2 separate regions of the Homo sapiens genome follow, and region 2 is linked to region 1. Evidence: read pairs that join two places in POLR2A ChIA-PET (ENCODE). Cell type or tissue: OCI-LY7. All regions are shown on one strand. Each heading gives the region's core, and the rest is flanking DNA. Links, peaks and the distances in the headings are about the cores only. Region 1 overlaps CASC16 (cancer susceptibility 16). Region 2 has its middle 73 kb from the start of LINC03064.

Region 1 (5,383 bases), core at 173-5,172:
GTAGACCTAAATTAGAATCCTGGATCTGCTACTCATGAGTAGCAAGGCTTGGACACCATACTTTTCTACTCCATCATTCTGTTTCCTCATCTGTACATCAGGCACCCTCACAGTGTTATCAGGAGGCCTCAGTGAAATCATACATGTAAAAAGCTTTATTAACTGGAAAGCACAGTGGAGTGTTAGCTTTTAGTGGAATCTCTTCAGCTGTCAAGCACTGGGCTCTCTCTAAACCAGAAGTGATTCTGTCCTCTCCCCTTTTTTGCATTGCCTTACATACCAGATGCTGGAAGATGCCTCTTTCCCATATGCTGTGGTAAGCACTTCTCACTTCCAGAGAGATTTACCTTCTGTAACTGACAAGTGTCAGGGAAAAGTGGGAGAGGAGCGCTAAATCTAGATCAGGTACGCATACGTGTGGGCAGGGAGCATGACAGACAGCTGGGGGGTGCGTGGCCCCAAAGCTAAGCAAAGTGAGTATAAATGGTGCCCACAAAGGCATCTTAACCAAATAGAACCTGTTAAACCAGGCCATGAGCAGCGAGACCCTACTTTTTCTTATGGGATGCGGTGATAAAGAAATTACATAGTTATTTGAGAGGAACATAAATAAAGATTAATAGGTTAATGAGTTATTTTCCTTTCATTACTACACTATTGTACTTTATTATAATTGCTTTGCACTCATTTAATTAAATTTGAACTGGGGCCAACACAAGATAATTTGTTTTCCCTGTACTGAACAATGAGTATGCAGATTGGATGTACTGAAGCAGTAATCAGCCCTCTGTTTGCAACACTTTTCTACTCTGAGTAGACATTATAATTGATAATTTGATTGTTGCAGCACTCTGTGCAATATATTTTAAAGCAACATTAACATAATGGAAATTATGTTGTGAGCTTAATCTCAGCTTTTCACTGAGAGGCTATCTGGTTCCTCAGCGTAAACCAGTCAGGTTCTGACAACAGCAGGTTTCTCTCTCATTCTTTCTTTTTGTCTCTCTCTCTGCCTCTCTCCTTCCTTCCTTTCTTCTTCCCTCTCCTTTCTGCTCCTTCCTCCCTCGCTCCCTCCCTGCCATCTTTTGTCCCCATTCTGCCCTCCCTTTCTTCCTTTCTCTCCCATCTTTTTTCCGCTTCCCTTCTGCCCCGCTGCCTTCCCTCTGTCTTTCCTCCCTCCTTTCATAATTGCATTATTTTCTTTTCTTGCCTGCTTCTCTAGCTCTATTGAAGAAAGAAAAAAGATGAAATAAGGGTTGTTGATAGCAGCCATTCCCAGCTGCATTTCCTAATTTTGAGACCTGTTCACATCCGGGACATTTGAGAAAAGCAAACAACAGCCTTTCCCGCAAACACCTAAGTAGGAAATTATTCCTGGTGGTCAGTGTGGTAGTCAGCACCACTCTTTGTGTTGTTGGTCAACATAGGGATTAATTCGCAAGGCAGTCATGAGCTCTTCAAGGGCATTTCTGCACGTATGGGCAGATGAGGAAAAAGTCACTGGTGTTTCCTTTGTCCAAAGTCCATTCTTCCTTGGAGCTGCAAACACTTTCTTGAAAAGATGAGGCCTTTATCCTTACGAACACATTCTGCAGACTGATTCTCTTTGGCTCAAAGATTTCCTGTCCCGTAATGGAAAGTAGGTGTGACGTTCTGTTTGATAATCCCAGGCCAGAGATCTTGGATGCAGGTGAGGAAATTTGTGCCCCTGTGACTTCTATTGAATTTTCATAACTCTGTAAATATTTGTTTCTGTGTTTGTTTTGGGAAGAAAAACACCTGTGAGTGGTTGGAAATGACTGTGTTTGTTTGGAAAAGCTGAAAGAGAGGGGTCTGAGCATTTTTTATTCTTCATTAAACTGTCCAGGCCCTGAATTTGTTGCAAAAAAATCGAATTTATTTGAAGAAAAGCCTATTCTTTAATCTCTTTGTTCTAAGGCGTGGGCACCCACACTCTAGTCGGCTGCTTTACTTTCAAACTCTCTGTCAGTGTGGAGGAAAAAATCCCACAACGAGAAGCATTTTTTTTGGAGGGGGCAATGTTTTGGAGAAGGCAGATTTTTCTCTGACACATATTAAATTTCTCCAGTGAACACTTGGGTGACATAGCTGCATCTGAGTGGCTTTTCTTTTCTCTATGTTGTTATTTTTCATAGAAAATTGGGCTAGAGCTTATTCATGAATCAATTACTGAGTTGAGAAGTAGCACTCTTAAGTTTTACTTTTTAGCTCACTATTTCCTTATCTGTTTGTGGGAGAGCGTGTTTTAGTCTCTCTTGTTATTATGAGACAGACTTCTCTCAGCTGGGTCTATTGTTCTAATTATTATTATTTTTTAAAAAATGTTTTTAACAGAAACAGGACCCAGAGAGTTAAGTTGGGTTTTGCTTTGTTTTGTGTTTACATTTTAACCTCTGTTAAAGATACAGGAAAGAAAACTTCAACTTGCCTGGATGGAGGGTGCTTCCTCTTGTGCCCAGATGTTGAGTTTAAATTGAGAAGCTCACAGCTGTGATGCTGTCGCAGCCTAGAGACACAACTGCAGTTTCTTGCATCAGCCCACCCGTGGCTCCCTGACCCCAGGGACATTGCTAAGCAAGCCTGTTGCCAAATAAGAACTCGAGGGTAGATTTGGAGCACAGGTATCAGACATACAGCAGCTTTCCACTGCGGGAAGCCGGGGAAAAGGACCTCTCTCCCAGTGGGCCCAAACACAAATTCCTGGCACTTGCCACGTATCTGGACATCACAGCACTTTGAAAGATTCGTCTTGGCACTTCAGTTTATATCTGTCATAATTTGGTTTCCCCAAAGCATACCTTAAGGCAAGGTTTCTTAAGGTCAGCAGCAGAAAGATGGGTCACGACAGTGCACATGAGCAGCAATGCTGAGACCAGATGGGTGGCACGGGCAGCACTGACTACAACTTTGCTGAGAAAAATCTCATGTGCACCTATTCTATCTGGACTGTAAGCTCCATGAGGCAAGTGCTGAACTTAAGTATCAGTCTGTGTTCCACAGTGCCCACCTGGATGATAACATCACCCAAGCAGCATCCATCCTGGTCCAAGCATTGTGCTGAGCACATTATAAGGGTGACCCCTGTCAATCTTCCCAACAGCCCAATGAGGTATCTCCATCTTACAGATGAGGCAAGAAGCACAGAGTTTAGTACCTTGCTGAAGTGGTAGAGTCAGGATATTTAAACTTAGGCAGCCTGGAGCCTACCCTTTTGCCACTGTGGGGACCATGTCTCATGGCTGTCTGGTTAGGAATCTGAGTCTGGAAGCTTTAGAGACCATCACCACCATAACTAGAGCTGTCCTTTGTTGAATACTTCTCATGTGCCTTGTCTTGGGATAAGTGCTTTACATTTGTTATTTTGCTTTAATTTGCTCATTGAGGCTGCTACCCCCATTTTAGAGCTAGAGACACTGAAGTTCAGAGAGATTAAACCACGCAGCTCACAAGTGGCTCTGTCCAAACTCTATCTACTCCCTGTCACCAGACACCAAAGCCATGACTTCAAGAAGTGACATTTTCCACTTGAGTCTCTGCAGCAGTAGCAGGCAAATGATGATGGAAATCAAGAAAGTTGTGTCCCCTGACTCATCTCAGAGGTAGCAGGTGGGCCACGGGTCATTCAAGAAATGGAGGTCATTGAGGACAACTTCCCCCCAGATTCCTATCACAAACCTGGCACAATCAGGTGAGGTCGTTGCTGTTTTTTTTCCCCAAATAACCTTGATAATATTCAAAGTATTTTACAGTCTGCTTCCCCTTCACCTGGTGCAGTGGCAAGGATACCGGAAAAGAGACAAACCTACCAGGCTTGCAGAAGTCACTATTCCAACTCACCCTTGAAAATTCTTTTCTCCCTATCTGTGCTCTATCTCTGCTCCATGCATGGGGGCAACAGTGAGGGTGCACAGTTGTTATTGGTGGTGGTGGGCTGTAGCAGGCAGGAGAAAGGGGTAGGCACCTGTGTTCCTCTGAAAGGCATGCTGGGCACTCCCTAGGTAATAACAACTGGGGACCTTCCTCTCTCTTCCTCTCTTTCCTTCACTAGCTCTTTCTCCTCTTTTGTCACTCCTTTTTCCATGTCCTTTCTAGCAAAGGAAGCCCATTGTGGTGGAATAAGGTCTGCCTAGGAAGCTAGGTGACCTTGCTAACCACAACAACCACGGTCACCTTGTGTTTAGCAAAGAACGATGAACACTGCATTCGGACTAGATGGCCCCAGCTCTGTGTTTCAATTGCTAACCAGTCAGGCAGCCTTTCTCTACTCCCTAGATTGCAGGCCCCAATCTACAACAAAGGGCAGATGCACTTGATTATGGTTTTCAGCTCTTTTAAGAAAAACAATAAAACTTGCCCTGTGCAGTGTTTACAATTGTTCTTGAGCCTGTATTTTGTAAATGGTAGATTTTATATTAAAAACAATCAGTATCACTGGCATTCCTTTAGAAGTCAGATTTGGACATCCTGGACTCATAGTCCTGCATGGTGCCTGTTCTTTGGCTCTGAATTCTGGCTTCCCCTTCTACCAGAGGCATGCATTCCCCATCCAGTGCCCACACAGTTTGTCCTACAGTCACCTTGCTTTCAGGTTTGCAAGAGGCTAAGGAAAGATATAACCCTAAAGGGATCTTGAAAGTTCCTGAAGTGCACATAGATAGAGAATTTACATGTCTGCATTTTTAATTTGTGAGAAAGGTGGAAAACATAGCAAACCAAAAGGCCAGCAATAACCTGGGATTGACCTTAGGTGATGGTAGAAATGATGTGCCCTGTATGTGCAATTTCAAGGTGCTGACTCACGTGGGATCCCACAGGATCCTCCAACCCGGAGAGGTTCTGCTTTCCACATTGCAAGATGAGGAACCTGCAGTGTGGAGAGGTGAAATGACTTGCCCAAAGTCACAAAGCTGCTGATCATCCAAGCCCAGGTTCAAATGCAGATTTGCTCACTCTTGGCCTGGTGTTCCTTCTCTCCACCTTGATTTTAATACTACTTGATTTTCAAAATAAGTTTCCCCATTGTCTTATCTATCTGGCTCTTCTAACACCTTGGACAGGTGTGCAGGGCAACTATTCCTAAACACATTTCGACAGATGAGGACACTGAGGCAGTAAGGTCATTGATACAAAAGCAGAGTGAGTTGTTTTCTCTGTGGCAAAATTTGAGGGATAATAGGAAGGATATTTTTACCTCTCTGTTTCCCTCTCTCTCTAATTCTAGATGGGGTAGGACTCTAACACACTCATCCCCCTTTTTTTTAAGAAAAGGAGAGATCAAAGAGTACCAAACACCAATCTTGCTCACTTTGGAAATTTGAAAATATCAGTCCTGAATTCTTTTCTCTTTTTCTCCTCTCCCTTC
Region 2 (5,383 bases), core at 79-5,078, 100 kb before region 1:
AGGGCAGCCACAGTTAGTCACAGGGTCTTATGCTTTTGTGGAAAACAACAGGTCACTAGGTTGGAAAAGCAGACTTAGCTTCATTTTGAAGACCCTTTACACAAAGCCTCAGTACAATTATATAAATATAAATACTCATATTTTTCTGCTCTGGTGGCATGTTCCAGATAAACCAGAATTTCTCTCTCTATCCCATGCTGGCTTCCTAAATAAAAAAAAAATCTGCTGGTCTTACATCAGGATTAAAACTCGACAGTTGTAAATTAGATATTGGGAAAAAAATGTATTTACCCTTATCTCACATCATACAAAAAATTAATCCCAGATAGATTGTAAGCCTAAGTGTGAATGGCAACATAAGTTTTAGAGAAAAATAGGATAAAATACTTATGACCTTGGACTAGGCAAAGCTTTCTTAAACAGGACAAAAAAATTGCTAACCCTGAAAGAAAGACAATTGGTAAATTGGAGTTTATTAAAGATGGAAAATGTCAGTCCATCAAAAGATACAGTAAAGTGAAAAGGCCACCTCCAAAATGTGGATATCCATGAGATTTACACAAAAATACACTTAAAACTCCTACAAATCAATATGGAAGAGAAAGATAAACTAATGGAAAAGTGAGCAAAACACTTGTACAGATAATTCACAAAAGAAGGGATCCAAATGACCAATAAACATATGAAAACATGATGCATTTCCCTAGCCATCCAGGATACGCTGATTAAAACTACAGTGCAGTATCACCTATACATCAATCATATGGCTCAAATGGCTCAAGTGGAAAAGACAAAAAAATGCCAAGAGTTTGTGAAACCATGTGTCAACTGGAACACTGCTAGTTAGAGTGTAAATGGAAATAACCACTTTGGAGAACAGTTGGGCAATATCTACTAAAGCTGAATTTACATATATTCTGCAACACAGAAGTTCCACTCTTGCATATATATTCAGGAGAAATTCATACATGTAATTCATACCAAAGATATGTACCAAAGTGTTTACAGGAGCACAATCTGTAAGAGCCAAAAAGTAGAAACTCCTCAAATGCCCATCCACAGCCACATACATAAATAAATGTGTATGGTCTCACAATGGATAAGTAAATGGTATAGTCACACAATGGGATACTATGCATTGAGTATGAATCATCCACAATCATATGCAACAATATGAATGAATCTCATAAGCATAGGATGAAAAGAAGATACCGTAGAAATATACATACTGTTTGATTCAAATTTCTATAGAATATAATAAAATGAAGCAAAAAGTGGGGGAGGGGGAATTCTTGTTGTTGGTTATGATCTACTTTTTTTTTTTTTTTTTAGTGGCAGGGTCTCTCTCTGTTGTCCAAGCTGGGGTGCAGGGGTGTGATCATAGCTCACTGCAGCCTTGAACTCCTGGGCTGCAGTGATCCTCCTGCCTTAGCCTCCCAAGTAGCAGGGACAGGTGTGTGCCACCATGGCTGGCTTAATTTCTTTTTACAGAGACGGGGTCTTGCAATGTTGTCCAGGCTGGTCTGGAACTCATGGCCTCAAGCCATCCCTCCACCTCAGCCTCCCAAAGTGCTAGGATTACAGGCATGAGCCAATGCACGCAGTCATAGTCTATTATTTTTATCTGGGTGCTGTAATAAGTTGTTGAGTTGTATACATATGATTTAGGTATGTATATGTGTACATATCAAATCCCTCTGTCTCTCTCCTTCTTTATCTATCTATCTATCTATCAGATTATGTTTTCTTTAAATTGGTTGGTGGCAGAACCGGCAAAGATTAATCTTTTGGTTTCTATTGATTGAATTGACCTGAATGAGAATTTTATGGTTATGACTGCTCTTCTGTCTTGAGTGAATGATCCAGTTTATATTTTCTACAGCCCCTGTAAGTGCCATTATAAGAACCAGAGTGGCTTGCAGTGGGCTTGGCATCTGTCCCAGCTTCTTTCTTCAAGTGGAAGGTGTAATCTGAATTGCCAGCAAACATATCTTGGAAACAAGATTGTTCTTTGGCTAAGACCAATGAGCTTGAGAGCTGCTCAGCTCTGCGGAAGGCTTACTAGATGCACACAGACTTAGAGAGCTGTCATGTGGAGAAGAACTGGCTCAGATCTCCCCTTTCTCAGTGTTTTTAACTCTAGAAGAGTCCAAAGTTCCTCTGAAGAACTCCAGAAAAGTCAGCTCTAGGTGCTGCCTCTCCTGAACAATAATTATTCCACAGGACACAATTTGGAGAATGCTTCCCTAAGTTTATTTAGATTTGCTGATGACTTACCTTAAGCCATCTTTACAATGCCATGGTCCATAGCTTTACAGGCTGTACTGGGCACAATTTTAGAGGACATCATTCATGGTGCAATCTGCCCTTCAATAAGTAGTGATCCTAGTTTTGTACCACGTATTCTGTTTTCTAAGTAAATTGTAGTTCTCCTAAGGGCAGAGAATGTATTGTTCTTTTCCTCTTTCTACTCCTAGTACAAGACGAGCTTTCTTTGCACAATGTGGAAGTTCCTTTTGGACTTATCTTAAAAGATGATGGCTTCTCCAGTACACCAAAGCAGGTCAAATTGTGATGGAGGCAGATATTTTTTTTCTATTTTGTTCTATGCCTCTCTTCCAATCTACTGCATGAATTATCCCATGACATTGCTATGGTTTGAACACTTGTGTGCTCCTAAATTTCATATGTTGAAATCTTAAGCCCAAAAGTAAAGGTATTTGGAGGTGGGGTCTTTTGGAGGTGTTTAGGTCATGAAGGGGAAGCCCTCATGAATGGGATTAATGTCCTTACAAAAGAGATCCCTTGCCTTTTACTATGTGAGGTTACAGTGAAGATGAGCCTCTGTGAGGAATGGGTCTTCTCCAGACACTGAATCTGCCAGCACCTTGAACTTGGACTTTCCATCCTTAGGAGCTGTGAGAAATAAATTTCTGTTATTTATGGGCCACCTGGTTTATGGCATTTTGTTATAGCAGCCCAAAAGGACTAAGACAGATACCTTTTCCTTTCTATCATAATCAAAATAAATGTTTGCATCAGCCATTTACTCCTCTCTCCTAGAGGTATTTGTATCTCAAGGTTTATCTTCTATTGTGAAAATAAAGCTTTTGCTAAAGTTATCTCAGGCACTGGTGAGTCAGGAGGGGGCCACATTTGGGGGCACTGCCCCCGCTTGCCAATCATAGGCAAATTGCCAATTTTACCTGTGATTAGGCCTAGACCTGCAGAGGACATCTATTGTTTTTGCAGTTCTGTTTCCTTTAACCTTTCTTCTGCAAGCATACCCTGATCTTCCTTCCTCTACTTTTAGCCCATGTACCAGGATACAGCTCCATGCCTGGTCATGAATTCAGCACATCACCAAGGCCAGTCTACAAATAAGATTCTTTTGGTCATAGCAATTGGTTCAGGGATGATTTTATCAAAGTCAATAAAAAACAATCAAAGCCAATGAGACATGATAAAGTTTTTACTGGGAACCTTGGGAGAGTTACGGGACCCTAACATTAAAGCAGAGAAGATATAGGGTCTGAAACAACTGGTACCATCTTGCTCCTATATGGAAACAAAGGATGAAGCCAATACAGCAAGACTCAGTTGGAAGCGAAAGGAACTGAGTCTTCATGACACATTTTCCTCTCCCCTACTGCTTGGATATTTCTGAAGAAAGGTTTGAGCAGAAGATCTTAGTGTTTTCCAAATGGTGAGTTATACTTGTGAAATACATTCAACAGGTCATCACCAGCATTTAACAAATGAAGCAGAATGGAGAAGAATAACTGAGTTACAATGAAATGTATGTATTGTTGAGGGTCAAAAAATATTTCAAAGCCACTGCTAGTAAGTGATTAATTTTGGTAGCCTTTTCTTGTATACAAAACAATTATTCACCAGAAAAAATCAGAAGGACTTAAAAGATAATAAATAACACATTTCTCATATATATATATATATATATCTCCATGCTGCTACTGTAGCCAGCCTTACCACTAGTCTTCTCAGTTGGGTTTCCCCAATAATTTCCTTTTTGCTTAAGCAGCCATGAGATGGATTTTCTGTCAGTTGTAACCAAACAAAATCTAACTGAAATATTAGCCAAAAAAGGTGCTCCTGGCTTTGTGTGATTTATGATTCCCCTAACTACTTGGCCTAGGGATGCATTCAGTTCATGATTGTCAAAAAAGTAATAGAAAAAAGAAAAGAAAAAAAATTGGAAAGACCTATCCAACTTCAGTACGCAAGTGATACCTCTGGTGGAGATACAGGGGCTGACTTTTCTTTGGGGTCTACAAATATTTCATTCCTAATGCTACTTGTAGGAGCAGTATCATTTCCTCAGAAAAATCCAGGAGAAACTTAATTAACCCTTGTGCATCAACACACATGTTCACATGTTCAGTCAACACAAGAGGGAAGACGGATAGAGTGAAAGAATGCCTCTGGCATGCTTATAAAGCATGTGGTTTGTGGCTGAGTGGCTTTAATCACAGAAAAGTGCGGTCATTTGTCCTGAAATCTCCATCAGCAAGGCTTCATTGCTATTACCCATTGAATCTACCCAGATGGACACTGTTAAAGTGAACTAAATATGGCCTGAGAAGGACTCCCTACTTATATATTTGAGTCCTTGTGGATGAACCATAACCTAAATAGGCAGACAAAATTGAAAACTTAACTTAGTAGTATGCATCTGTAACAATAGCTAAGTGTTGGCCAATCCCAGCAGCCATACTTCAACCACTCATAGACTGTTCAGAGTTCAAACTGCGTTCAAATAAGGCAAATGCTGAGCTGTAACCAATCTGTTTCTGTACCTCACTTCTGATTCCTGTATGTCACTTTACCTTTTTTGTCTATTAATTTATTCTGACCATGAGCCACCATTGGAGTCTCTCTGAATCTGCTGTGATTCTGGAGGCTTCCCAATTTGTGAATCTTTTTATTTTTTTCTCAATTAAGCTTCATCAAATTTAACTTGTCTGAAGTTTTCTTTTAACAATCTGAATGGCTACCCCTGAAACCTCTCCTAGGAAAAGGTCACCACCCACCTAGAGACCATGCCCAGAGTCTTCTGAGAGCTTCTCCATGTCCCTGTGTATTCAGTCCACCCTCAAGTTCCAAACATTGGGGCGGATTCTTATAGGGGAGGGTAATGGGACCCCCAAGCAGTACAGAATTACCCCTCAAGAGGATGCTAGGCTCAAAAGTGTCTACATGGCTGAAAGAAGGGGGGTTTTGGAAGAAATACAAACAAATGAAAAACTCTGGGTGACATTGTCTTCTGTCTTGTCTGTGTAATGAGTGGGGGACTGGAGGATGGGAAAAGGGGCTATTTTCCTAGTTCCTCATTGAAAACTTCATAACACCGGCTCTTCAAGAC

What was found. Peaks named below come from ENCODE experiments on the same cell type or tissue, not always from the same donor. Only the 100,000 strongest peaks of a DNase experiment are listed, where the experiment ranks them.
Region 2: POLR2A ChIA-PET joins it to region 1 with 8 read pairs; 2 of 35 experiments call an interaction of 5 or more read pairs at or near these places.

The regions. Positions count from the first base shown.
Region 1 is chr16:52,574,688-52,580,070 of GRCh38, reverse strand. The region is part of intron 2 of CASC16 (cancer susceptibility 16); the gene reads left to right. Among named protein-coding and RNA genes, the nearest start is that of CASC16, 30 kb to the left of the region's middle. RefSeq lists an enhancer at 1,624-2,823. In OCI-LY7, for the core only: no CTCF peak of the experiment used is centred there; a DNase peak (open chromatin) is centred at 2,520; H3K27ac peaks cover 368 bases.
Region 2 is chr16:52,677,802-52,683,184 of GRCh38, reverse strand. No RefSeq gene overlaps it. Among named protein-coding and RNA genes, the nearest start is that of LINC03064, 73 kb to the right of the region's middle. In OCI-LY7, for the core only: no CTCF peak of the experiment used is centred there; no DNase peak of the experiment used is centred there.